Linked DNA regions of Homo sapiens: region 2 is linked to region 1. A link is an interaction called in ENCODE POLR2A ChIA-PET data of the cell type or tissue named here. Cell type or tissue: B cell. All regions are shown on one strand. Each heading gives the region's core, and the rest is flanking DNA. Links, peaks and the distances in the headings are about the cores only. Region 1 holds the start of SLAMF6 (SLAM family member 6). Region 2 overlaps SLAMF1 (signaling lymphocytic activation molecule family member 1).

Region 1 (13,648 bases), core at 5,916-8,415:
GGGAGGGGAGAATGGGAAATGACTGCTTAGTGGGTACAGGGTTTCCTTTTGGGGTGATGAAAATGTTTTAGAATAATAGAAGTGGTGGTTTCACAAAATGTACAAAATGTCACTTTAAAATTATTACATCCTGTTACAAGAATTTCACCTTAATAAAAAATGTCTGAGTGTGAACAGAGAAACAATCAAAGCTGAATCTGGGTTAAGGGACCAAAAACAGAGGCATGAACACCTGGAGGTCACATTGGAGATTGCAGATTCTGAGAGGTGGAAAAACACGTGTCTGAGGATAATGAAAAAATATAAAACAGCTCTCTGCCTGTTGAGCACAATAAACATTTGAAAGATGTGGACGGTTGGTAAAAAGTAGATAACACTGCTCGGGGGCCATCAGGTCACAATCTCTTCACAGAAGAGCATTGCACATTTTGACTCAACCTCAGAATCAGCCCTCATGTGTTTGCTTTACTTACATTTCCAACCACTGCTCTCTCCTGGACCTCAGAATACCTATATCTGCTTCCTGCAAACACACTCAAAGTTAGTTTCTATTTCTTCCTCCCTACAATCCCAGTATGACTGAAGTCCATTGGAATTTAGAACCTTGCTGCTTAGTGTGGTCCATGGACAGGCAGCATTGGTGTCACCTGGGAGCCTCTTAGAAATGCAGAATCTCAGTCCCTATTCCCCAATCAGCATTTTAATAAGATTCCCCCAAGTAATTTATATGCACATTTAAGTTTGACAAATTTCCAACTTTCCATCTATAAAAATCAAAATGAAGAAACAAACGAGATTTATTTTCTCTAGGAAGTCATGATGCTTGATTTTATTTACAATTATTGTTTTGTTCTGTTAGTTTTGCCACCCAGGGCTTGAGTTAAAGGAAATGGGATTATTTTTCAATATGGTTTGTCTTTTCCACTAAATTTTCTAAAAGGAGTCAGGATAGTGCCCAACCCACTTCAAAGAATGTAGGCTGGCATGAGTCATTGTTTTTCATGGTTGTTTCAAAGATTAATTTCATTTGCCCCACATTTTTGCAACAGTGGTCTTCTTTCCCTTCCTAAATCACTCCAGGCTCTTTCCTGCATCACGGCTTTTCACACATGATTCCCTCTGCCCTAAAATCTTCTTCATTTGACTTTTCCTGTTTAACTTTTCACACCCTTTAAATATCAGATGAGATGTTACTTTTCCAGGAAGTCCTTTCTTCATCACTCCGTCCAAAGCAGGTCCCCGTGTTTTTCTCTATGAAGGTGCCCTGCTTATTTTTTTTGCTGGCCTCACATTTTCTAATTATGTACACATTTGTGTGAATGTATGACTGTGTGTAAGCTAAGTAGCATAGTGAAGTGGCTATGAGCACAGACTCCGGAGCCAAGCTTCCTGATTTCCAATTCTAGCAGCCACTTCTCTCCTCCTGGGTCTCAGAACACCTGCATCTGCCTCCTGTAAACTCATTCAAATGTGTTTCTCTTTCTATACCCATTTCCCCCATAAATGTGGGGCAGTGAGCAAGTTACTTTAGTGTTCTGTGCCTTCTTTCCCCATCTGTGAAGTGGAGATTGGAGCACTGTATATTTCATAGGGTCATTATAAGAAGTATTCATGGAAATAGGGAGAAGAAGAGGAGTTTTAACACAAGGACATTCAGAATATTTTATTCTAGAGGTGGAAATAATTTTGCAGGGTGGTAAAAATGAAGCAAAAACTCAAGATTCTGCTCCTAGATCAGGAAGTGGCTCTTGAATGAAGGAAAGAATTCTCTCTCTTTCTGCATTTTATATATATTTCCCAAAGTTCTGTTCTCATTCCAGTTTTCTCCTCAGCTTAACATATCTCTATGCCATTGATTTTTAAGTCTCTAGCCTCAGCTCTACCCCTAGTCCTAAGTTCCCAGGATCCTCCACGTAACTTCCTCATGTATAGCACACTGACATCCTAAAATCAGTAGGTCCAAAATTGAACTCACCTTCCTCCTGTGGCTGCTCTCCACCTTCCAATTTTGTCACTTTCTTTGGCTATCCTGTCTGAAATTTCACTGCCGTCTTTACCATATTTCATCTCTCCCTTTCCTTCTTGATTTATTTCTTCCTACCCAATACACTATTTTACTTGTTTATCTTTTTTTACAGTTTGTCTCCTGCTAAAATGTTAACTCCATGAGGGCAGGAATTTTTGCTTGCTTTGTTCATGATGTATTCATGCAAACTAGAAGAGTGCCAAGCATTCAGTAGGTGCTCAATGAATATTTATTCCTTTCTCATTCCAATTACCAATTACTCTACTTAACTCCATATTGATGGGATCTCTTGCTTCAGTCTCTTCTTTCTCTTATGCTGCTGCCACACTTGTTGAACTGTTATTTTTTCTCATAACTATTACAAGAGCTTGTCGCATGCTGGCTAATGAAATTTGGGCAAATTATTTAAATTAAGTTCACCTCAGTTCTTCATTTTAAAATGGAGATATTAATAGTATAAATTCATAGAATTCTCATGAGACTCATAACGTGTGTACAGCACCTGGCACAATACTTGAAATACAATAAGTGCTCAGTGAATGCTTCCTACTTTTATCTGCTACCCTGGGCTAGCTCTGGACTAGATTTCCATTGGTCTCCTGGACTATCTCTGCCTGAATGCTACACTTTGTCTCCCGTGGACCACTTGTAGTTCCCCAAATGTGATATGAATCTTCATCTTCTCCATATAATGGACAGCAGGAAACAAGAAGCCAGCTGGATCAGTTCATTCTTTTCTCACTGCCATATATAATGCATTGCTGGACTAGCTAGCCCTAATTTGCACTAAAGGAGGGGAGAGATGGAAACCTTTTTTTTTGCAATGAGCAAAAGGTGAGAGGGTTATTTTTGGTGTGTTTGGTTGGGCCCAGAAAATTTGGCTCAACTGAATAATAGGTTTTTAATAATTTAGATGAGGATAGTGAGGTTCAGGAAGGATAAGTAACCTCCCTGAGGTTCACAGTACGATAGTAGATACATTGGTATGAGGGCCCATTTTCTTGGTCTTGGTACTCTTTATAACACAAGATGCTGGTCATAAACCACAAACAGTCTTGTCTTCAAAAGCTTATTTCCTCTGCCCCAGCAAATAACTTTCTTACATGCAGACACAATTGAAATTGTTCACCGACAACCATCTCAGGCTTATCGCATCCAAAGTTGAGAGGAGGTAGTAGTATATCAGGTAACACTGCCAGCGTCCCCTTTCCCGCCCCAATCCCTTGGCAGAGAGCCAGACAACTGTATACAGACGATTTAGGTTGAGCAAGCTGCACAAAACCAGGGAGTCACTCAGTGACTACACCGATCTGGATTGACATTTACCTGGGCCAAAGCAGAAGACAAACAGGAGCGATTGGAACAGCCACAACATGCTTTCCGCGGTGAAGACTGGTGCTTGAGACCTTGAGGCAGTCAATGTTTTTGCCCTTCTGTCATAAACTGAAAATACTTCTGAGACTTCCCCTTCCTCTTAGAGGCGTGGTGACAACTTCTTCCCCTGCACTAAAAATCCTAATTTGTAACTGTGTTAATTTTTTGTTTACTTTTTTCTGAGCTAAGTGCACAAATTTTTTTTTTTTTTGGAAAAGAAGATAAAGTCCTTTATTGCATCTTTCATAAACTTATATGTAAAAGTCTGTAAGGAATTTCCTAAAATCTACTAGAACAAATAAATGAGTTCAGCAAGGTGAAAAGATACAAAATCAAAATATAAAATTCAATTGCAATTGTATATACTAGCTATGAGTAATCCAAAAATAAAATTCAAAAAACAATTCCACTCTAATTACATTAGAAAAAAATATTTAAGTATAAAGCTAAGAAAAAGCCAAAAGAAAACTGATTTTTTAAAATTATACTTTAAGTTCTAGGGTACATGTGCACAATGTGCAGGTTTGTTACATATGTATACATATGCCATGTTGGTGTGCTGCACCTATTAACTTGTCATCTACATTAGATATTTCTCCTAATGCTATCCCTCCCCTTGCCCCCCACCCCGTGACATACCCCAGTGTATGATGTTCCCCTACCTGTGTCCATGTGTTCTCATTGTTCAGTTCCCACCTATGAGTGAGAACATGCGTTGTTTGGCTTTCTGTTCTTGTGTTAGTTTGCTGAGAATGATGGTTTCCAGCTTCATCCATGTCCCTGCAAAGGACATGAACTCATCCTTTTTTATGGCTGCATGGTATTCCATGGTATATATATGCCACATTTTCTTTATCCAGTGTATCATTGATGGGCATTTGGGTTGGTTCCAAGTCTTTGCTATTGTGAACAGTGCTGCAATAAACATAAGTGTGCATGTGTCTTTATAGCAGCATGATTTATAATCCTTTGGGTATATAACCAGTAATGGGATTGCTGGGTCAAATGGTATTTCTAGTTCTAGATCCTTGAGGAATCGCCACACTGTATTCCACAATGGTTGAACTAGTTTACACTCCCACCAACAGTGTGAAAACATTCCCATTTCTCTACATCCTCTCCAGCATCTGTTGTTTCCTGATTTTTTAATGATTGCCATTCTAACTGGCATGAGATGGTATCTCATTGTAGTTTTGATTTGCATTTCTCTAATGACCAGTGATGATGAGCTTTTTTCATATGTTTCTTGGCCGCATAAATGTCTTCTTTTGAGAAGTGTCTTCATATCCTTTGCCCACTTTTTGTTGGGGTTTTTTTTTTTTTCTTGTAAATTTGTTTGAGTTCTTTGTAGATTCTGGATATTAGCCTTTTGTCAAATGGATAGACTGCAAAAATTTTCTCCCATTCTGTAGGTTCCCTGTTCACTCTGATGATAGTTTCTTTTGCTGTGCAGAAGCTCTTTAGTTTAATTAGGTCCCATTTGTCAATTTTGGCTTTTGTTGCCATTGATTTTGATGTTTTAGTATTGAAGTCTTTGCCCATGCCTTTGTCCTGAATGGTATTGCCTAGGTTTTCTTCTGGGGTTTTTGTGGTTTTAGGTCTAACATTTAAGTCTTTAATCCATCTTGAGTTAATTTTTGTGTAAGGTATAAGGAAGGGAACCAGTTTCAGTTTTCTGCATAATTGCTAGCCAGTTTTCCCAACACCATTTATTAAATAGGGAATCCTTTCCCCATTGCTTGTTTTTGTTAGGTTTGTCAAAGATCAGATGGTTGTAGATGTGTGATGTTATTTCTGAGGCCTCTGTTCTGCTCCATTGGTCTATATATCTGTTTTGGTACCAGTACCATGCTGTTTTGGTTACTGCAGCCTTGTAGTATAGTTTGAAGTCAGTTAGCGTGCTGCCTCCAGCTTTGTTCTTTTGGCTTACAATTGTCTTGGCTATATGGGCTCGTTTTTGGTTCTGTATGAAATTTAAAGTAGTTTTTTCTAATTCTGTGAAGAAAGTCAATAGTAGTTTGATGGAAATAGCATTGAACCTATAAATTACTTTGGGCAATATGGCCATTTTCATGATATTGATTCTTCCTATCTATGAGCATGGAATGGTTTTCCATTTGTTTGTGTACTTTCTTATTTCCTTGAGCAGTGGTTTGTAGTTCTCCTTGAAGAGGTCCTTCACATCCCTTGTAAGTTGTATTCCTAGGTATTATATTCTCTTTGTAGCAATTGTGAATGGCAGTTCACTCACGACTTGGCTCTCTGTTTGTCTATTTTTGGTGTATAGGAATGCTTGTGATTTTTGCACATTGATTTTGTATCCTGAGACTGCTGAAGCTGCTTATCAGCTTAAGGAGATTTTGGGCTAAGACAATGGAGTTTTCTAAATATACAATCATGTCATCTGCAAACAGAGACTATTTGATTTCCTCTCTTCTTATCTGAATACCCTTTACTTCTTTCTCTTGCCTGATTGCCCTGGTCAGAACTTTCAATATTATGTTGAATAGGAGTGGTGAGAGAGGGCATCCTTGTGCTAGTTTTCAAAGGGAATGCTTCCAGATTTTGCCCATTCAGTATGATAATGGCTGTGGGTTTGTCATAAATAGCTCTCATTATTTTGAGATACGTTCCATCAGTACCTAGTTTATTAAGAGTTTTTAACATGAAGGGATGTTGAATTTTATCAAAGGCCTTTTCTACATCTATTGAGATAATCATGTGGTTTTTGTCATTGGTTCTGTTTATGTGATGAATTACATTTATTGATTTGCATATGTTGAACCAACCTTGCATACCAGGGATGAAGCCAACTTGATTGTGGTGGATAAGCTTTTTTTTTTTTTTTTTTTGAGGTGGAGTCTTGCTCTGTCGCCCAGGCCAGAGTGCAGTGGAACAATCTTGGCTCACTGCAAGTTCCGCCTCCTGGGTTCATGCCATTCTCCTGCCTCAGCCTCCTGAGTAGCTGGGACTGCAGGTGCCCACTACCACGCCCAGCTAATTTTTCTGTATTTTTAGTACAGACAGAGTTTCACTGTGTTAGCCAGGATGGTCTCGATCTCCTGACCTCATGATCCACCCACCTCAGCCTCCCAAAGTGCTGGGATTACAGGCACGAGCCACCATGCCCGGCTGGTGGATAAGCTTTTTGATATGCTGCTGGATTCAGTTTGCCTGTATTTTATTGAGGATTTTTACATCAATGTTCATCAGGGATATTGGCCTAAAATTTTCTTTTTTTGTTGTGTCTCTGCCAGGTTTTGGTATCAGGATGATGCTGGCCTCATAAAATGAGTTAGGGAGGAGTCCCTCTTTTTTTATTGTTTGGAATAGTTTCAGAAGGAATGGCACCAGCTCCTCTTTGTATCTCTGGTAGAATTCGGCTGTGAATCCATCTAGTCCTGGGCTTTTTTTGGTTGGTAGGTTATTAATTACTGCCTCAAATTCAGAACTTTTTATTGGTCTATTTAGGGATTTGATTTCCTTCTGGTTTAATCTTGGGAGGGTGTATGTGTCCAGGAATTTATCCATTTCTTCTAGATTTTCTAGTATTTGTGTAGAGGTGTTTGTAGTATTCTCTGACGGTAGATTGTATTTCTGTGGGATCAGTGGCAATGTCCCCTTTATCATTTTTTATTGTGTCTATTTGATTCTTCTCTTTTCTTCATTAGTCTGACTAGCTATCTATTTTGTTGATCTTTGCAAAAAACAGCTCTTGGATTCATTGATTTTTGAAGGGTATTTAGTGTCTCTATCTCCTTCAGTTCTGCTCTGATTTTAATTATTTCTTGTCTTCTGTTAGCTTTTGAATTTGTTTGCTCTTGCTTCTCTAGTTCTTTTAAGTGTGATGTCAGATGTGAATTTTAGATTTCTCTTGCTTTCCCTTGTGAGCATTTAGTGCTATGTTTCCCACTACATACTGCTTTGGCTGTGTCCCAGAGATTCTGGTACATTGTGTCTTTGTTCTCATTGGCCTTAAAGAACTTATTTATATCTGCCTTAATTTTTTTATTTACCCAGTAGTCATTCAGGGCAGATTGTTCAGTTTCCATGTAGTTTTGTGGTTTTGAGTGAGTTTCTTAATCCTGAGTTCTAATTTGATTGTACTGCGGTCTGAGAGACAGTTTGTTATGATTTCCATTCTTTTGCATTTGCTGAGGAGTGTTTTACTTCTAATTATGTGGTCAGTTTTAGAATAAATGTGATGTGGTGCTGAGAAGAATGTGTCTTCTGTCAATTTGGGGTGGAGAGTTCTGTAGATGTCTATTAGGTCCTCTTGTTCCAGAGCTGAGTTCAAGTCCTGGATATCCTTGTTAATTTTCTGTCTCATTGATCTGTCTAATATTGACAGTGGGGTGTTAAAGTCTCCCATTATTATTGTGTGGGAGTCTAAGTCTCTTTGTAGGTCTCTAAGAACTTGCTTTATAAATCTGGGTCCTTTGTATTGGGCACATATCTATTTAGGATAGTTAGCTCTTTTTGTTGCATTGATCCCTTTACCATTATGTGATGCTTTTCTTTGTCCTTTTTTATCTTTGTTGTTTTAAAGTCTGTTTTATCAGAGACTAGGATTGCAATCCCTGCTTTTTTTTTCTTTTCATTTGCTTGGTAAATATTGCTCCAGCCCTTTATTCTGAGCCTATGTGTGTCTTTGCCCATGAGATGGGTCTCCTGGATACAGCACACTGATGGGTCTTGACTCTTTATCCAATTTGCTAGCCTGTGTCTTCTGATTGGGGCATTTAGCTCATTTACATTTAAGGTTAATATTGTTATGTGTGAATTTGATCCTGTCATTATGATGCTAGCTGGTTATTTTGCCCGTTAGTTGATGCAGTTTCTTCATAGTGTCGATGGTCTTTACAATTTGGTATGTTTTTGCAGTGGGTGGTACCGGTTGTTCTTTTCCATGTTTAGTGGTTCCTACAGGAACTCTTGTAAGACAGGCCTGGTGGTGACAAAATCTCTCAGCATTTGCTTATCTGTAAAGAATTTTATTTCTCCTTCACTTATGAAGCTTAGTTTGGCTGGATATGAAATTCTGGGTTGTAAATTCTTTTCTTTAAGAATGTTGAATATTGTCCTCCACTCTCTTCTGCCTTGTAGGGTTTCTGCCAAGAGATCTGCTGTTAGTCTGATGGGCTTCCCTTTGTGGGTAACCCGACCTTTTTCTCTGGCTACTCTTAACATTTTTTCCTTCATTTCAACCATGGTGAATCTGAAGATTATGTATCTTGGGGTTGCTCTTCTCGAAGAATATCTTTGTGGAGTTCTCTGTATTTCCTGAATGTGAATGTTGGCCTATATTGCTAGGTTGGGGAAGTTCTCTTGGATAATATCCTAAAGTGTGTTTTCCAGCTTGGTTTCATTCTCCCCATCACTTTCAGGTACACCAATAAATGAAGGTTTGGTCTTTTCAGATAGTCCCATATTTCTTGGAGGCTCTGTTCATTTCTTTTCATTCTTTCTTCTCTAATCTTGTCTTCATGCTTTATTTCATTAAGCTGATCTTCAGTCACTGATATCCTTTCTTCTGCTTGATGGATTCAGCTATTGATACTTGTGTATGCTTCACGAAGTTCTTGTGCTGTGTTTTTCAGCTCCATTAGGTCATTTTTGCTCTTCTCTAAACTGGTTATTCTAGTTAGCAATTCCTTTAATCTTTTTTCAAGCTTCTTAGCTTCCTTGCATTGGGTTAGAATATACTCCTTTAGCTTGGAGGAGTTTGTTATTACCCACCTGCTGAAGCCTATTTCTGTCAATTCATCACACTCATTCTCCTTCCAGTTTTGTGCCCTTGCTGATGAGGAGCTGTGTTCCTTTGGAGGTGAAGAGGCATTCTGGTTTTTGGAATTTTTAGCCTTTTTGCACTGTTTTTTCCCCACCTTCATGGATTTATCTCCCTTGGTCTTTGATGTTGGTGAGCTTCAGATGGAGTTTCTGTGTTGACATCCTTTTGGTTAATGTTGATGCTATTCCTTTCTGTTTGTTAGTTTTCCTTCGAACAGTCAGGCCCCTCTGCTGCAGGCCTGCTGGAGTTTGCTGGAGGTCCATTCCAGACCCTGTTTGCCTGTATCATTACGGAGGCTGCAGAACAGCAAAGATTGCTACCTGTTCCTTCCTCTGGAAGCTTCATCCCAGAAGGGCACCTGCCAAATGCCAGCTCGAGCTCTCCTGTATAAGGTGTCTGTCGACCCCTGCTGGGAGGTGTCTCCCAGTCAGGAGGCATGGGGGTCAGGAACCCACTTGAGGAGGCAGTCTGTCCCTTAGCAGTGCTAGAGCGCTGTGCTGGGAGAACCGCTGCTCCCTTCAGAGCCAGCAGGCAGGAATGCTTAAGTCTGATGAAGCTAAGCCCACATCCGCCCCTTCCCCCAGGTGCTCTGTCCCAGAGAGATGGGAGTTTGATCTCTAAACCTCTGACTGAGGTTGCTGCCTTTCCTTTAGAGATGCCCTGCCCAAAGAGGAGGAATCTAGAGAGGCAGTCTGGCTACAGCAGCTTTGCTGAACTGCCCTGGGGTCTGCCCAGTTCAAACTTCCTGGCAGCTTTGTTTACACTGTGAGGGGAAAACCGCCTACTCAAACCTCAGTAGTGGTGGATGCCCCTGTCCCCACCAAGCTCGAGCTTTCCAGGTCGGCTTCAGACTGCTGTGCTGGCAGCAAGAATTTCAAGGCAGTGGATCTTAGCTTGCTGGGCTCCATGGGGGTAAGATCCGCTGAGCTACACCATTTGGCTTTCTGGCTTCAGCCCCCCTTTTCAGGGGAATAAATGGTTCTGTCTCACTGGTGTTCCAGGTGCCACTGGGGTATGGGAAACAAAACAAAACAAAACCTCCTGCAGCTAGCTTGGTGTCTACCCAAATGGCCACCCAGTTTTGTGCTTGGAACCCAGGGCCCTGGTGGTGTAGGCACCTGAGGGAATCTCCTGGTCTGCAGATTGTGAAGACCATGGGAAAAGCGTAGTATCTGGGCTGAAGTGCAACATTCTTCATGGGACAGTCCCTCCCAGCTTCCCTTGGCTAGGGGAGAGATCCTCAACCCCTTGCGCTTCCAAGGTGAGCTGGGTACCTCAACTGGAAATGCAGAAATCACCCCACTTCTGAGTTGATCTCACTGGTTGCTGCAGACTGTAGCTGTTCCTATCTTGTCATCTTGCCCAGTAGTCAAGTGCACAAATCTTAATTGTGCAATGTGAATTGGAAATTTCACTTTCCATCTATATACTTTTTCCATTTGGAGGTGATTATTTTATTGTGGTAAAATAACCTAAATTATATATCGTGGCTATGTAATCTAAAATTTATCATTTTAACCATTTTAAGTGTACAATTTAGTGGCATTAATGCACAATGTTGTGCAGTCATCAACACTATTTCCAAAGCCTTTTCATTACCCCAAACGGAAACAGTGACCATTAAGCAATGGCTCCCCGTTCCCTTTTCCTTCAGTCCCTAGTAACCTATAATCTACTTATTGTTTCTATTAATTTGCAGGTACCTTATATAAGTGGAATCATACAACATTTGTCTTTTTGTGTCTGGCTTATTTCACTTAGCATAATGTATTCAAGGTTTATCCATGTTGTAGCATGTATCAGAATTGTATCCTTTTTTACAACTAAATAATATTCCATTATATGTATGTACCACATTTGCTTATCTATTCATCTATTGGTGGATACTTGGGTTGTTTCTATCTTTTCTCTATTGTGAATAATGCTGCTATGAACATTGGTGTACAGGTATCTGTTTGAATTCCTGCTCTCCATTTCTTTGGATTCACCTAGGAGTGAAATTGTTGGATCATATGGTAATTCTATGTTTACCTGTTGAGGAACTGCCAAACTGTTTTTCATGATGGCTTCATCATTTTACATTCTCACCTGCGATTGGAAAAAGGGTTCTAATTTTTCCATATCTTTGCCAATATTTTTTATTTTTCATTTTTTGATAATGATTATCCTAATGAATGTGAAGTGGTATCTCATTATGGTTTTGACTTATATTTCCTTAATTACTAATAATGTTGAGTATCTTTTCATGTGCTTATTGGCCTTATTGGCAATTTGTATATCTTCTTTGGAATAATATCTATTTAAGTCCTTTGCCCAAATTTAACTTGGATTTTTTTTTGGGGGGGGGGTTGTAGAGTTCTTTATGTATTCTAGATATTAATTCCTCATCAGATATTTGATTCTCTCTCTCTCTCTCTCTCTCTCTCTCTCTCTTTCTCTCTCTCTCTGCCCCACCCCCCACCTTACCGAGGCTGGACTGTACTGCCGTGATCTCACCTCACTGCAACCTCCCTACCTCGGGCTCCCTTGATTCTCCGGCCTCAGCCTGCCGAATGCCTGGGATTCCAGGCATGTGCTGCCACACCTGACTGGTTTTTGTATTTTTGGTGGAGACGGGGTTTTGCCGTGTTGACTGGGCTGGTCTCCAGCTCCTGACCTCGAGTGATCTGCCCGCCTCGGCCTCCCGAGGTGCTGGGATTGCAGACGGAGTCGCGCTCATTCAATGCTCAATGTTGCCCAGGCTGGAGTGCAGTGGCATGATCTCAGCTGGCTACAACCTCCACCTCCCAGCTGCCTGCCTTGGCCTCCCAAAGTGCTAAGATCACAGCCTCTGCCTAGCCGCCACCCCGTCTAGGAAGTGAGGAGCGTCTCTGCCTGGCCGCCCATTGTCTGGGATGTCAGGAGACCCTCTGCCTGGCCACCCCATCTGGGAAGTGAGGATCGCCTCTGCCCAGCCACCACCCCGTCTAGGAAGTGATGAGCGTCTCTGCCTGGCCGCCCATCATCTGGGATGTGAGGAGCACCTATGCCCGGCCGCCCCGTCTGGGAAGTGAGGAGTGCCTCTGCCCAGCCGCCACCCCATCTGGGAGGTGAGGAGCATCTCTGCCCAGCTGCCACCCCGTCTGGGAAGTGAGGAGTGCCTCTGCCCAGCCACCACCCCATCTGGGATGTGAGGGGCGCCTCTGCCCGGCTGCCACCCCATCTGGGAAGTGAGGAGCGCTTCTGCCCGGCCGCCCTGTCTGGGAGGTGAGGAGCGCCTCTGCCCAGCCACCCCATCGGGGAGGGGAGGAGTGCCTCTGTCCAGCCACCCTGTCTGGGAGGTGAGGAGCACCTCTGCCCGGCTGCCCTGTCTGGGAAGTGAGGAGCCCCTCTGCCTGGCCACCCATCATCTGGGAGGTGAGGAGTTCCTCTGCCCGGCCGCCCTTCATCTGGGAGGTGAGGTGCGCCTCTGCCCAGCCACCCCACCTAGGAAGTGAGCGCCTCTGCCCAGCCACCCCGTCTGGGAGGTGAGGAGCGTCTCTGCCCAGCCACCCCTTCTGGGAGGTGAGGAGTGTCTCTGCCCGGCCGACCTGTCTGGGAAGTGAGGAGAACCTCTGCCCAGCTGCCTATTGTCTGGGAAGTGAGGAGCACCTCTGCCTGGCCACCCCGTCTGGGATGTGAGGAGCACCTCTGCCCGGCCGCCCCATCTGGGATATGAGGAGTGCCTCTGCCCAGCCGCCACCCCGTCTGGGAAGTGAGGAGCACCTCTGCCTGGCCACTGTGCAATCTTCCAAGTGTGAAGTGACAGCCTTTCTGCAGGTGTACCCAACAGCTCTGAAGAGACAGCAACCATTGAGATCGGGCCATGACAATGGCGGTTTTGTCGAAAAGAAAAGGGGGAAATGTGGGTAAAAGAAAGAGAGATCAGGTTGTTACTGTGTCTGTGTAGAAAGAAGTAGACATAGGAGACTCCATTTTGTTCTGTACTAAGAAAAATTCGTCTGCCTTGGGATGCTGTTAATCTATAACCTTACCCACAACCCCGTGCTCTCTGAAACATGTGCTGTGTCAACTCAGGGTTAAATGGATTAAGGGCGGTGCAAGATGTGCTTTGTTAAACAGATGCTTGAAGGCAGCATGCTCGTTAAGAGTCATCACCACTCCCTAATCTCAGGTACCCAGGGACACAAACACTGTGGAAGGCTGCAGGGACCTCTGCCTAGGAAAACCAGAGACCTTTGTTCACGTGTTTATCTGCTGACCTTCTCTCCACTATTATGCTATGACCCTGCCACATCCCCCTCTCCAAGAAACACCCAAGAATGATCAATAAATACTAAAAAAAAAAAAAAAGATATTTGATTTGTTAATATTCTCTCCAATTCTGTGTGTTGTCTTTTCACTCTCTTCACAGTGTCTTTTGATACAGTATAATTTTTTATTTTGGTGAAGTCTAATTTTTTTTTTTTTTTGAGATG
Region 2 (9,189 bases), core at 742-3,241, 95 kb after region 1:
TTTCCTGTGAAGACTCATGACCAGAAAATTATCCAGTGTTGCCCATTATTTCAAACACTGACGTTTAGTGACTTTAGGAGAACTCTTGTTCTTGACTCCTGTTCCCTACCTTCCTCTGCTCTGGATGGAAAACTGTGAATGTCCAACAGGCAAGGTAGACTGGCCAGGAATACTCTAGGAAACATGACAGGTTCATCTCAAACAAAATATAGAACTTACACCTGGTTTCTGGACTTGGGCATAGATCGTAAGGCTTTTTTTTTCCACTGTTGTCTGGTAATGGTTCGTTTTACCTGGTGAAAAGAAACCATAATGGTTATCTCCCTCTGGTCCCCAGCAGGAGCTCCTTACTCAGACCTGGTCTTTACTGTCCTTTGCATACCCACTTTCCCCAAGGGCACAATGGAAACAAAGCCCTGAGTCCCAGCCCCCCTGCACATTTGTCATATTGTCTTAGGTTAGTTACTTGATCACTCTAGGCCTATCTGTGAAATGGGATTTGAAATACCTGCCTCACGGGGCTGTTGTGATAATTAAATGAGATACCACTTGTAAAGTGTTTAGAACACTGCCTGGTGCATAACAAATGCCCAATACGCATTAGGTGTTTTTCTCATTGGTGTACCATTCAATTACTTTAATCTCTGTTGCTCAATGTGCATATCTGGTCTCCTAATAGGATTCTAAGTTCTTTGAGGGCAGGGCTAGTTGTTTATACCTCTTTTGTATTTTCCAGCTGGTAGTATGTTGCTTCACTCACAGCTTTCTCACCTCCCTATTTCTGGGGGAATTGATGTGTGGGAGGTAAGGGCGGGGGGACGTGTAAGAGGGATGTTCCACCTGGGACTATTTAGAAAATAAAGCAACAATGTCATTCTGTTGCCCACCATCTGGAAATTTTGCTCAGGGCCTAGGGTCTCTGGAAATTAATAAGTTGCAGAATATTTTAATTTTTAGCCAATTTTAAAAAGCTTTCTTTTTAAATTATAGGAGTAATTTATTCTCATCATAAAATAAAAATTGTGAAGAAATATATAAAGTATAAAGTAAAAAGTATAAATCCCCTTCTTCCATTAACCAACCCAATTTCATTCCCAAAAGAAACCGTATTTTTCAATACCTGTGAAAAGAAGTGGGAAAAAAAAGAAGAAACCATTTTTAAAAGTTTGATGTATATCCCTGTAGATCAGCTCTGTGCAACAGAACTTTCTGAGATGATGGAAATGTTCCATATCTGCAGTGTCTAATACAGCTTACAGACACGGGGCTATGGAGCACCTGAACTGTGACTAATGTCACTGAATTTTAAATTTTATTTAATTCAAATTAATTTAAATTTAAAAAGCCACATGTGGCTAGTGACTACCATATTAGACAATGCAGTTTTGGATATTTGCTATACTTATATAGACTTTTTTCCACACAAGAGGTGTCATTCTGCACACACTTCTCTGTAACTTGATCTTTTCACTTAAAATGTATTGAGGACATTTTTCATGTTAGCACAGTAGACCTATCTCATTCTTTCTAAAGTTGCACAGTATCCTTTGTATACATCATGCAGCAGTAAGGATGGTGGGAAAGTGGCAGACTGAAGGATGGAGGTTTATTATGGGATTATTGCAAAGTCCAGGCAGAGGCAATGGAGGCTGGACCCAGAAAATCACAGCCTTTAAGGTAGACTTATTTTAACACCAGTTAATTTATTCTCTTAAAAAACTGGGCTGGGTGCAGTGGCTCACGCCTATAATCACAGCACTATGGGAGGCTGAGGTGGGCAGATCACGAGGTCAGGAGTTTGAGACCAGCCTGGCCAACATGGGGAAACCCTGTCTCTACTAAAAATACAAAAATTAGCCAGGCATGGTGGCACGCGCTTATAATTTCAGCTACTCAGGAGGCTGAGACAGAAGAACTGCTTGAGCCCAGGAGACAGAGGTTGCAGTGAGCCGAGATCATGCCATTGCACTCCAGCCTGAGTGACAGAGCAAGAATCTATCTCAAAAAAAAAAAAAAAAAAAAAAAGGCACATCTCTGAGGAAATAGCATTTTTAGGAGAGGCACATTTTTCTTTGGAAGGGAAAGGCCCAGTGTGTATGTGGTGAGCATGGTGGAATGTGCTGCGTGAGGGTGTGAGTCTTGGGGAGGAAATGTGGGGCAGACACTGATGAAGTTCCAGGAATTCAAGGAAAGTCAACATGGGATTTTTTGTGTGTGGGTATGAGCACGGTGTGCCTAGTGGTTTCAACTTCGCTTTTTTGGTCAGAGTTGATCCTGACTGAGGAGTGTGCGTGAGTGCGTGTGTGTGTGTGTGTGTGTGTGTGTGTGTGTAAAATGGAGGGGAGGACTCAAGAAGCAGTTGGAGGTAGCAGAGGAGGTTCAAGTTAGTCCCCACGAGTGTTTGCAAAGTAAGACATGCCTGCCCAGCACTCTCCTAGGTGCTGTAGTGGCTACAAATAGAGTAGAGAACAGACTACAGTCCTCAAAGACTTTCAGTCTTGCAGGTCAGCTCAGAGTCAAATGTAGAACTGGAAGGACAGTCCTAAATGGTCAGACAGATGGAAGAGGTGAGGTTGATTGTTGCTGCTTAAAAGGACCATTGGACCAAGATAATTTAGTCTCAGGTTATTTTCCCCAGTGCAAGAACAGGTTTTTAGGAGTAAGCTTAACTCGGCTCCAAGTCAGCAAGGTCTTAGGCTCTAAGGAAAAAGTCTTGGCCTTAAAATTAGGACATCTACATTGTAGCCATCATTAGCTGTGTGGCATTGGACAAATCACGTCATCTCAATGGGTCTTTTCTCTTACCATAACTGTAAAATGAGGGCATAGAGTATCTAATATCCTTTTCAGCTTTTACCTGAAGCATAAAGTCTTATGTTACCATGACTTAAAATATTTTCAATCTGTTCTAGGTATTGTTTCCAGATGCTTCCAGTGCAGCTTCTCCTGGCCATAGCACTTACACATTGCCATTTTAATTCATCTACACTAAGAGATCTGTCTATCTGTCTATGTATCTATCTGTCTATGTATCTATCTATCTATCACCCATCGATGGGAACCACTGTGTTCAGTGTTTTCTGTGTATTGATACCAATCTCCACCACAATACCATGAAGTACATAGTATTACCCCTGTTTTGCAGACGAGAAGTTAAGTCATTTGATCACACAGCTTGTCAGTAGCAAAATCTGCATCTGAATGTAAGTTTGTCTAATGCCTATACCCACATTCTTTATCAGTGTATTCTCCTGGACATGAAATTGCCAAAGAGTCATGAAATTGAAAAGCCTTCAGCGTCAGGCTGCATTCTGATGATTATAGCATTAGAAGCTGCCAATATAATTTCTTTAGCAAGGTTTTATGAAAGGTGCAGCAACTAAATATAAATTTTACCGCAAGTTTGAGGCAGTTTTGTGTGTTGCTAACTTACAAGGGACAAATGGTGAATGGGGTTGAGGTGAGGATGGGTATGTGTGTTGGGGAAGGTAGTGGGGAATTGTGGGATGGGGAGCACTATTCCCTTAGAGCACAACCATGTGATAAGCCAAGTGTGGTTGAGGAAAGAGTATGGCGTAGGATCCCAGCAATTTTACTAGGTAGGTTAATGTGGATAAGTTAAGTTCAGTTTTCTCATCCTGGGTCATCTCACTATTTCCTTATAGTATGAGCTAAATGTGATTGCCCTACCCCGAGCCCCATAGGCTGTCAACCTAATTTCTATCTGAATCACCCATCCCTCCTACCTGGCTAACTCTTAGATGGAGGAAATGAGACACAAGTAGGTCGCTGTGCTATGATCTAGATTTTTTTATATATGCAAAACCAACATCAGAGTGCTGAGGTAAGGGCTTTTCTAAGAAGGTTGTGTGTAGATGACACTGATCTACTTGAGAATGAAATCAGTCATCAGCTCAGTGTTATGAGGATCAAGTTCTATCCTTACCATGGGAAGGCAGCCGGGGCATCTCTCCTGGTCTTGGGTCAGGACATTTTGACTCCAGTATTGGTTGGTAGTAGTCAAGGTGGCTGAGGGGAGCACAATGCCCTGAGATATTGTATCATAGGGAAATTTGGAAGAGAGGACAGGGGATGGTACCTCTAGGCACTTCAACTGCAGGGGAATAATTGTGCCTTATTGGTTTCATTCTAACCCTGGTGACTTTTTGGATGAGATCCAATAATTTTCTGAATTCTGTTCCCAGTGAATACTCTTAAACCTCTTGTTCACTTCTTCAGCATCCTGTGTTTACCCTGATGGCAGTGCTAGTCACACTAAACTGAAATTATCTGAATAATGTCTCTCACATTAGAAACCTGTGGCTCTTCTATTTCTTTCCACAGCCTAGTAGAGGGGATCAAGACATGTTGAATTAGACTGAATTAAGCAAGGTCCCAGGATATGTTTATCTACTATTTTTGCAAAGGTGGCCCCATGCAGAAAGCCAGAGTTGTGAGAGCAAGTCCGAGCCTGTGGAGAGAGGTCCCCTGCTTACCACAGAGAGTGTGATAAGAATCTATTTATTGCCAGACACCTACCTCTTCTTCTCAACTGTAGTATTACCACCATGATGAGAATCATGATGACACCCCCTAACAGCCCAGCATACACTGCCCATGGTTTTGTTTCTGGAAAAAAAAAGAAGTCAAAGAGCAATCTCAAAAGTATTCTGAGCTTAAAAACATCTTACATGAAAGTGGGATAATGGAGCCTCATGTTCTATTTCTGCATTCTCTCCCAAGGGAGACGTTTGTTTTCATGGTTTTAGAGGTCAGCTTTAGACCACTGAAAATTTTTGTATCTGTTTTCTTATTCTAATTTCTCTCACTATACTTTCACATTCTTAATTTCATGAAGATTTTTCTATCCAAATGCTTTATTTTTAACTCAACTACCACATGTCTAACATTAAATTATCTTCATCTCTCCTAAGTCAATCTCTCTGCCCAGTTTCTCCATCTTAAGATTGCTAATGTGTCCTGTATCCATTTTGGGTAAAGAGAATATAATGGTTCCATGTGCCGTCCCTGTGAATTCACGCTATTCTCATGAGACACTGGGAGGAAGAAAGATCTACTTATCTTTTTTAAAAATAAACATAATAGTGCTATTGTTGTCCTTTCATGCAAATAACTGGGTTGAACCCAGCAGACCTGAACTGAAAGGAAAGTATTTAGTCTTTCCTCTAAATCATCTTCATGTTTAAAATTAGCCCGAGAACTAATCATCAAGGCTCAAAATCAGAGAGAAAACTTTTATTGTTTTCTCTCCTTTACCCACTTTATCAAATCCTTTTGAACTAGGAGCAACACTTTGACAAACAGTGAATGAGAATTATCACCCCCAGTAAACAAGACATGTAGCTCAATAAGATTATAATGAACAATTATTGAGCACTTGCAATGGGCCACATATTTTTAGTGCATCATGTGTACTAACATATTTAATCCTCACAATAATCTTACAAGGTAGGTACACTCATTATTCTCATTTTATGGAGAAGGAAAACAGCCTGGAGAACCTCAAGAACTAGAGCTTGGTTTAGTAGTAGAAATGTGGCTGAATACTAAAGACAGACTTCTTGGAGAGTTAGAGAGACTTATGGGCTTGGAAAAAGTTATACCGGGGTAATGAACAGTGGGGACCGAGCTGAAGCCCTAGGGTTCTAAGTAGAATATTCGCACTAAGGTTCTAAATAGAGTAACACCAGATGTTAACATTAATGTGTAAGGGAAACTTATAAGGATGATTGTGGAATAAGCCTGCTTGTTGTTGAACCTGTGAGGAATTTGTGGGGCAGAAATTGAAAGAAAAATAGTCGGGTTCCAAAGGAAAGAATCATGGTGGACACAATCAGATGTTTACAGAGTTGACCAAAGATACAGACAGTCTCAATGAATTCATAAAATGCAGCCTACAAGATCCAAAGGGGCCTCCAGCCTGATAGCTGGCAAGAAGTTGCCTTCTGGATTTGAAAAGATTCTTTTTCTCCTTAGGCCTTTCACACATCAAGTTAGCCCAAGGAATCTCACTGAACTGACTTTGCAAACACCTTGGTTATAGGTTCTATCCCCTAAATTAAATGTTTTAATTTTGCCAGATACCAACTTCAACAGTCTTATGCTCTGATTAAAAAAAAAAGTTAGGAGGCAGGCAGAGAGTTCTGAATTTGTATAAAGCATGACATTTTGAATCATTGCTGATGCTGGAGGAAGGAGCAGCTCCACTCTGAGTGACTTATGGTCACTGAGAACCCTCTGTGCAGGAGTGTGTGTGTGTGTGTGTGTGTGTGTGTGTATGTGTGTATGTGTGTGTTTGAGACAGATTGATTCATTCAAGGTTTATGATATCGACACTAGGAACCACTGGAGAAATCACTCTAATACTAGGATAAGAAGCAAAGCCAGTAGCCTGAACTTTGTGTTTCGTCAGCCTATGGAACTGATCCAGCAAACCATTATAGTAGCACTTACTATTTTGACTAGTTCCTCTTTCTTCTTCTATCATAGATACTTTGGGAACTTCCAATACAACAACTGATTTGAGAAGAAACACCCCCACCATTTATATCATTTTAAAAGATAATATTTCTTTCCAATTTCACTTGAGATTAAAAAAATAAAACCAACAGACAAAGTAGTACCTCTGAACTGGAAAATAAAAGACAAAACTGCACCAGTAATGCCTGGTGAGTCAGCCTCCTCTCCCTCGCGCCCGACGCCGGTTGCTCTGCTGCCCACCAACTCACAGAAACTAACGATGACTGGGTGCAGCACCAAGGCTTCAGGACATGACAACGCCGGCCCTCTCTATCTTTTCTAGGGTCTCTAGAGGATGAAAGCAATCTGCTACCTTTGTCCTATGACAAGCTTCTGCCAGTCCATCTAGATCTGAGAGACAAGTTGGCCATGGTCCTGAAAGATATTTCATAAACTCTAATTTTTTTCCTCATCTTTGGATACAAATATGAATCATAGACCTTTTTAACCTTAAGGGAACTATAGTATAGTGCTTATTTCACCCAACCCACTAATTTTATTTTGAGGACACTGAGACACAGACAGGAGTATCCAGAGTCATAGAAAAAGTCAGTGGCAGAGCTGGATAAGATGGGAACTGCAGATTTTGTGGTTTGTGCTTTAGCCTCTGGAGATGCGGTCCCCATAAAGAAGGCAGTAGTGATGTCAAAGCCCTTTTGACTCAAACCTTTTGAGTCAAAAGCCCTCTGAGCAGCCAACCCATCCTTCATCATCCTCCATCCAACACATGCTCATTCCTGGCCCCAGGCTCCACTCCATACTCTCCTTCCTGCTGCACCCTAAGCTGTCCACCATGCCTGCCTAGCCTTGATGCCCAGGCCAATCTTCCTTTCTTTGTGTCACCTTTCCTGACCATCCCAGCTCTTGTTCTTCCCTGTCCCTTGGACTCCTGCAGCACCTGTGGTTTATGTCATGTATCTTAGAACCTGAGTTTTGGCAACATCATCTTTACCATGCAGACCATTTTCAGTGATGGTATTTGGAGCCAGATAGATAAGTTCAAATTCTGGGTCTACCACTTGATAGCTCTGTGACTACAGATAAGCTACTCATACCCTCTGTGGCTTCAACTTCCTCATCTGTAAAATGAGCATAACAATAAGTTCACAGTGTTGTTCTGAGAAACCCATATAGTAATGTATGGAAAGTGCCTAGAGCAATATCTGGAATCCATCATGTGGTCAGTAAGTGTCAATTACTTCTGCTAGCCTCAATTCTCCAAATAGTTGCTAGGTTCTAGGAGGCCAGAGACCATCTCTTACACTACTTTAACAGCTCTCTTAGTACTCAGTACATAATAGAGTCTCAGTAAATTCTTGTTGATTGATTGGAAAGACAAGAAAATGAGTTTGATCTTAAGTCCAAAGGAGTCTCTTCACCAGTGTCCAGAGATGCTTCAGTCCCATCTGTTCTTTACTTATGGCTTAGTTTCCCTACCTGTATAGTAGGCCCAAGTATTTTTATACTTGGTGCTCATCCATTTGTTGCTATTCTTTAATTATATTTACATGGAAATCAAATGTCAGAGACCCCATGCTCTTAGAAATTTGGATAAGTATGAAAAAAGTGCTACTATTACAGTTTGTTCAGGTCAAGCTGCACATGATTTCTGTAATTTCTGGGAGTAATTTCCTCATGGTTCTCTAAGTCTTTGCTCCTATAACTCTGCTTGCTCTACTCTGTGCTTCCTTGGGTGCAAGGTTTAGTCACTTCATCAGTGATATGGTTTGGCCACGCCCCCACCCAAATCTCACCTTGAATTGTAATAATCCCCATGTGTCAAGGGTGGGGCCAGGTGGAGATAATTGAATCATGGGGTGGTTTCCCCCATGTTGTTCTCATGGGAGTGAATAAGTCTCACAAGATCTGATGGTTTTATAAATGGGAGCTCCCCTGCACAAACTCTCTTGCCTGCTGCCACGTAAGACATGATTTTGCTCCTCATTCGCCTTCAACCATGATTGTGAGGCCTCTCCAGCCATGTGGAACTATGAGCCAATTAAACCTCTTTCCTTTATAAATCACCCAGTCTCAGGTATGTCTTTATTGGCAGGATGAGAGCGGACTAATACAATCAGTTTCCACAAACAAACCAAAAAAACTTTTTTTTAAAAACTTACACCAATAATTTTGTGGGTTTAAGTTCTCTGCTGAAGATTGAAGGGTCCCAGGGAGCAAATTCCATTGTGAACCAGGCAGCTTTCACCACCTAGCAGGTTCAGACTCTCTCTTTCTCTTCCCATTTCTGCACAAGTATCATCTTCCTCCATTCTCATACAGAACCATCCAACCCACACCCAGATTCCTGGGGGGTCTCCACCTGCCTTCTAGCATTTATTAAGGTACTATCATAAACAAATACAATTCCTTTTCAAAGAGGAATTCTAGTAGCAGTTCCTTGATTATAATATGTTTCTTTAAATATTATATTTTTCTAGCTAGTAAGATGTAGAAGTCCCACTTTGATTGCAAATTCCATGAAGGTAGGCCCTGTACCTTATTCTTTATTTGTATCCTCCATTCCACCGGAAACAATATAGGGCAGGAGGGCACTCAATATGCACTCGATGAACTAAGTTAAATTAAATGAGAGTCCACAAAAATGGATCTAGAAAAAGACTGTCACGTAGCTTTCTGTTTAAAAATTAC

What was found. Peaks named below come from ENCODE experiments on the same cell type or tissue, not always from the same donor. Only the 100,000 strongest peaks of a DNase experiment are listed, where the experiment ranks them.
Region 2: POLR2A ChIA-PET joins it to region 1 with 5 read pairs; 2 of 35 experiments call an interaction of 5 or more read pairs at or near these places.

What each region holds. Positions count from the first base shown.
Region 1 is chr1:160,519,792-160,533,439 of GRCh38, forward strand. SLAMF6 (SLAM family member 6) reads right to left here and starts at 3,464. Exons shown (of 8, transcript NM_001184714.2): 1 at 3,353-3,464. The coding sequence starts at 3,401. RefSeq lists an enhancer at 3,249-3,298. In B cell, for the core only: no CTCF peak of the experiment used is centred there; no DNase peak of the experiment used is centred there.
Region 2 is chr1:160,619,557-160,628,745 of GRCh38, forward strand. SLAMF1 (signaling lymphocytic activation molecule family member 1) reads right to left here. Exons shown (of 7, transcript NM_003037.5): 4 at 4,540-4,629; 5 at 220-293. Among named protein-coding and RNA genes, the nearest start is that of SLAMF1, 23 kb to the right of the region's middle. RefSeq lists enhancers at 5,189-5,318, 7,744-7,793. In B cell, for the core only: no CTCF peak of the experiment used is centred there; a DNase peak (open chromatin) is centred at 2,225; H3K4me3 peaks cover 729 bases; H3K27ac peaks cover 1,679 bases.